Regions from separate parts of the Homo sapiens genome. Here region 2 is linked to region 1. Evidence: read pairs that join two places in POLR2A ChIA-PET (ENCODE). Cell type or tissue: GM12878. All regions are shown on one strand. Each heading gives the region's core, and the rest is flanking DNA. Links, peaks and the distances in the headings are about the cores only.

Region 1 (2,806 bases), core at 77-2,576:
AGTACAGTTCGCTCTCATTCTCAGCAAGTCCTAAAATCCAAGGACGCAGAGGGCTGACTGTAAGGGCTTGAGCATTGTGAGTGTTGGTATTCATGGAGGTGCTGGAAATAATCTCCTTTGGACACTGAAGGACAACTGTACAGTTGATTCTTGAACAACACGACTTTGAATTGTGCGAGTCCACCTATATACTATATATATACACAATATAAAATATATATTTATATTATATTATTTTATTTCTGAGACAAAGTCTCACTCTGTCATCCAGGCAGAAAAAAAAAAGGTTTTCCTCCATCTCTGCCACTCCTGAGACAGCAAGACCAACCGCCTCCTCTTCCTCCTCCTCCTCATCAATCTGGTTAGTGTGAAGACCTTTATGATGATCTGGTTCCTTTATGATAATCCATTCATTTAAATGAATAGTAAATATATTTTCTCATCTTTATAATTTTCCTATAATATTTTCTTGTCTCTAGCTTACTTTATTGTAAGAATACAGCATATGAAATATACAATAGGCCAGGCGCCATGGCTCATGCCTGTAATCCCAGCACTTTGGGAGGCCGAGGCAGGAGGATCACTTGAGCTCAGGAGTTCAAGACCAGCTTAGGCAACATAGCGAAACTCTGTCTCCACAAAACAAAAAAATTAGCTGGGTGTGGTAGCATGTTCCTATAGTCCCAGCTACTCTGAAGGCTGAAGTGGAAGGATCAATTAAGCCTGGGAGGCAGAGGTTGCACTGAGCTGAGTTCACTCCACGGCACTCCGGCCTGGATGACAGTGAGACTTTGTCTCAAAAATAAAATAAAATAAATATAAATATAACTATTTATAATATACAAAATATGTGTTAATTGACTGTTTATGTTACTAGTAAGGCCTCTGGTTAATCGTATGCTATTAGTACTTAACGTTTTTAGGGAATGAAAAGTTTTAGGTGAATTTTCTATGTGGGATGTTTCTACCATGTGGAATGCCTTACTCTGTTGTTCAAGAGTCAACTGCATATATTTTAGTATACACACACACGCACACACACACATACCTCATTTTATTGCACTTTGCTTCACAGATATTGCATTTTTTACAAATTGAAGGTTTGTGGCAACCCTGCGTCATGCAAGTATATTAGTGCCATTTTTCCAACAGCATGTGCTCGCTTCATGTCTCGGTTTCACATTTTGGTAACTCTCACAGTACTTTAAACTTTTTCTTTATTATTACATCTGCTATGATAACCTGTAATCAGTGATCTTTGATGTTACTATCAAAATTATTTTGGGGCTCCATGAACTACGCCCATATAAGATGGCAAGCAATCCATAAATGTGTATGTTCTCACTGCTCTACTTACTGGCCGTTCCCCCATCTCTCTCCCTTCTCCTTGGCCTCCCTATTCCCTAAGACACAACAATACTGAAATTAGGCCAATTAATAACCCTGCAATGGCCACTAAGTGTTCAAGTGAAAGGAAGAATTGCACATTTCTTATTTTAAATCAAAAGCCAGAAAAAATTAAGCTCAGTGAAGAAGGCATGTCGAAAGAGAAGACAGGCCAAAAGGTAGGCTTTTTGGGCCAAACAGCCAGGTTGTGAAAGCAAAGGAGAAGTGCTTGAAGGGAATTAAGTGCTACTCATGAACAAATGAATGACAAGAAAGCAAAACAGCCTTATTGCTGACAGGAATAAAGTTTGAGTGGTCTGTATAGAAGATCAAACCAGCCACAACATTCCCTTAAGCCAACACCTAATTCAGAGCAAGGCCCTAATGCTCTTGAATTCTATGGAGATTGAGAGGTAAAAAAGCTGCAGAGGAAAAGCCTGAAGTTAGCAGCCACTGGTTTACGAGGTTTAAGGAAAGTGTCTCCATAACATAAAAGTACAAGTTGAAGCAGCAAGCACTGATGTAAATAATAGAAGCTGTAGCAAGTTATCCAGAAGATCTAATTAAGATAATTGATGAAGGTGGATACACTCAACAACAGATTTTCACTGTAGTCAAAACAGCCTTCTATTAGACAATGCCATCTAGGACTTTCATAGCTATAGATGAGAAGTCAATGCCTGGCTTCAAAGCTGCAAAGGACAGACTGACTCTCTTGTTAGAGGCTAATACAGCTGGTGACTCTAAGTTGAAGCCAGTGCTCATTTACCATTCTGAAAATCCTAGGGCCCTTAAGAATGATGCTAAATCTACTCTGCCTATGCTTTATAAATGGAATAGTGGGCTGGGCATGGTGGTTCATGCCTGTAATCCCAGCACTTTGGGAAGCCAAGGCAGGCAGATCACTTGAGGCCATGAGTTTGAGATCAGCCTGGGCAATATGGCAAAACCCCATCTCTACTATAAATAAAAAAATTAGCTAGGTGTGGTGGTGCATGCCTGTAGTCCAGCTACTCAGGAGGATGAGGCATGAGGATTGCTTGAGCCCAGGAGGCGGAGGTTGCAGTGAGCTGAGATGGTGCCACTGCATTCCAGCCTGGGAGACACATTAAGACTCTGTCTCTAAAAAACAAAAAACAAAAACAAAAACAAAACAAAAATAAAGGGTACAACAAAGACAGCACATCTGTTTACAGCATGGTTTACTAGAGTATTACATAAACTTAGTTGATAAAGCAGCAGCAAGATTTGAGAGGACTGACTCCAATTTTGAAAGAAATTCTACTGTGGGTAAAATGCTGTCAAACAGCGTGGTATGCTACAGAGAAATCTTTTGTAAAGGAAGCCAATTAATGTGGTAAACTTCATTGTTGTCTTATTTTAAGAAATTGCCACAGCCACCTCAACTTTCAGCAACTGC
Region 2 (2,806 bases), core at 37-2,536, 72 kb before region 1:
GGGATTATAGGGGCGCACCACCACACTTGGCTAATTTTTGTATTTTTAGTAGACGGGGTTTTGCTATGTTGGCCAGGCTGATCTCAAGCAATCCACCTGCCTCTCAAAGTGCTGGGGTTACAGGCATGCGCCACCGCACCCAGCCAAGACAAAACTGCAGCTCTTGCCAATGACTTGTCAGCCACTGCAAACCACAAAAGGTCATGCACTGTCTCACAGCATAAACTAATCCTAAATTCAAAAGCCAAAAAAAAAAAAAGGAGTCCACCCGAGCGGAACTTACCTATAACCCTTGAGGCTCCATGAGGAAGACCGAGGACCTCAAAAGGCATCTGTGGCTCTGTGGCACCTCTCTGATATTCCTCCGGGAGTCTCAGAAGTCATCAGCAGTGTCCTTTAGGTCCCTTTGTCAGTTGCCAGAACTGTCAAAAGACAAAATTACAATGAATTTAGTTTACAAATCTTTTTTTTTTTTTTTTTTGAGACAGAGTCTCTCTCCGTCGCCCAGGCTAGCATGCAGTGGCGCGATCTCAGCTCACTGCAACCTCCACCTCCCAGGTTCAAGCGATTCTCTTGCCTCAGCCTCCCAAGTAGCTGGGATTACAGGTGTACACCACCATGCCCAGCTAATTTTTGTATTTTAGTAGAGATGGGGTTTCACCATATTGGCCAGGCTGGTCTTGAACTCCTGACCTCAAGTGATCTGCCCGCCTCGGCCTTCCAAAGTGTTGGGATTATAGGCGTGAGCCACCGCACACGCCTTTTAGAAATTTTTTTTTTTTTGTTTTTTGAGACAGAGTTTCGCTCTTGTTGCCCAGGCTGGAGTGCAATGGCACGATCTCGGCTCACTGCAACCTCTGCCTCCCGGGTTCAAGCAATTCTCCTGCCTCAGCCTCCTGAGTAGCTGGGATTACAGGCATGCGCACCATGCTCAGCTAATTTTGTATTTTTAGTAGAGAGGGGGTTCTCCATGTTGGTCAGGCTGGTCTCGAACTCCCGACTTCAGGTGATCCGCCCACCTCGGCTTCCCAAAGTGCTGGGATTACAGGCTTGAGCCACTGCGCCCGGCCTCAGCTTTTATAAATCTTAATTGGCTTTTATTTTCTATTCTAGAATCGGGCAACATCTCATTCTATAGAGTGAGTGTTTTGATGAGCTGAGCAAAGGAGGTTGGGTTTGTAGATAGAAAAGGGCCAAGGAAAGTAGAAACAGAGAATACAAAGCAGATTGGTTGTTTCAGGTATTTTCCCTATAAAGGTCAAAGCAAAGGGGCCTTCCTTATCCTGCCAGCTAACACCAGTCTGTTTGAGGATTTGGCCATTATCTGTCTCTCCTGATTACTCAGAAGGTCAAATAAACTTAGTTTCAGCTTGGTCTTGTGGAAGGTGAGTAACTGCATTTTGGTTTGGTCTTTTGGGCATAGTAGAAGAGCTCAGTCCAAACCAATGGCCTCTTATAATTTAATTTTATTTATTTATTTACTTTTGAGACAGGGTCTCACTCTGTCATGAGGATGGCAGGTGCTACTTTGGAGTGCTGGAGTGCAGTGGTGCGGTCTCAGCTCACTGAAGCCTCAACCTTGTGGGCTCCGGTTTTAGGGTCAGTTTGTGCTGTGAGAGAGCGTGTGACCTTTTGGGACTACAGGCAGGTGTCACCACGCCCAGCTAATTTTTTGTATTTTTAGTAGATACGGGATGTCGCCAGGTTGCCCAGGCTGCCTCTTATTATTTATACTCCTGATTATAAAGTACAGGATTTCTGTCTATTTAGGTTTCCAATCCATTCAGATTTTTATGTTATAGATGATGACTGCTGCTATTAAGAAAATGAGGGCAAGAGTAAATATAGGCAGAGTCTCCAATACATCAGCAACCTGTTATTTGTAGTGATGATCTGTTAGGAAGGGCTAACCCATTTTCCTTCTTGAAAGGGAGGCTTACGAAAAGAAAAATAGGTCAGGTGTGGTGGTTCATGCTTGTAATCCCAAGCACTTTGGGAGGCTGAGGCAGGAGGATTACTTGAACCCGGGAGGTCAAGGCTAGTGTGAGTCATATTCCCACCACTGCACCCCAGCTCGGGCAAAAGAGCAAAACCCTGTCTCTATATAAATAAGTAACTCTAGGATTCCCAAATCTTGCAGATGAAGAAACCCCCTTCTCTTTTTTGGCTGGGGTGGGGAAGACTAGCCTGTTCTTTGTTTTCCTTGGGAAGTTACAGGATTACTGATGAACAAAATTACTGTTCAGGGAAGAGACATCCAGTGGCTTCTATGTCCAGGCCCATTCCCAGGAACCACATTTCCAGAGGGGCCTCAACCCCTGAGGCCTCAACTGGCCCCTTTCCAGGTATCCAAGAACAAATCACGAACAAGCAGTGGGAAACAAAAACCAGCCTGACCTCAGCACCTGCTCTCACCCCAAAGGGAGGTGAGGGCTGCTGGCATTGGTGGGTCCTGGGCCTAGCCTCTAGCCAGAGGATGTGGGGACCTCTCTTGGGGGCCTGCCCTTCCCACACCCCCTCTCCCAGCCAGGCTGTCTTGGACATTTCTGGGACTCCTCTGAGGGATCATGGTTCTTGCTCTGGGGTTTTCTTTTGTCATTTTAACACTGAGGCATCCCAGCCTCCCTTCCTGGAAGATGGAGTATTTGCACTGTTGCCTTTTCTTTTGTCCCTGTTTTTGTATAAAAATGACAATACTCTCCGTCGGACTGTATTTTAGCCCAAAAAACAAAACTAAACCCCTTTTTCTTTGATACTCCAGGTTCATAGAGCCAAGCCTATCAATTTTTTTCTTGTTCTTTGTTTT

The links. ChIA-PET counts read pairs that join two places held together with the same protein. Peaks named below come from ENCODE experiments on the same cell type or tissue, not always from the same donor. Only the 100,000 strongest peaks of a DNase experiment are listed, where the experiment ranks them.
Region 2: POLR2A ChIA-PET joins it to region 1 with 5 read pairs; 5 of 35 experiments call an interaction of 5 or more read pairs at or near these places.

Annotation. Positions count from the first base shown.
Region 1 is chr4:70,769,544-70,772,349 of GRCh38, reverse strand. All of the region lies in intron 5 of RUFY3 (RUN and FYVE domain containing 3), which reads right to left. Among named protein-coding and RNA genes, the nearest start is that of RUFY3, 49 kb to the right of the region's middle. In GM12878, for the core only: no CTCF peak of the experiment used is centred there; no DNase peak of the experiment used is centred there.
Region 2 is chr4:70,841,749-70,844,554 of GRCh38, reverse strand. LOC124900710 (a long non-coding RNA gene) reads right to left here. Exons shown (of 3, transcript XR_007058131.1): 2 at 284-422. It also overlaps a transcript of GRSF1 not described here. Among named protein-coding and RNA genes, the nearest start is that of GRSF1, 3.3 kb to the right of the region's middle. In GM12878, for the core only: no CTCF peak of the experiment used is centred there; DNase peaks (open chromatin) are centred at 184 and 1,319; H3K27ac peaks cover 259 bases.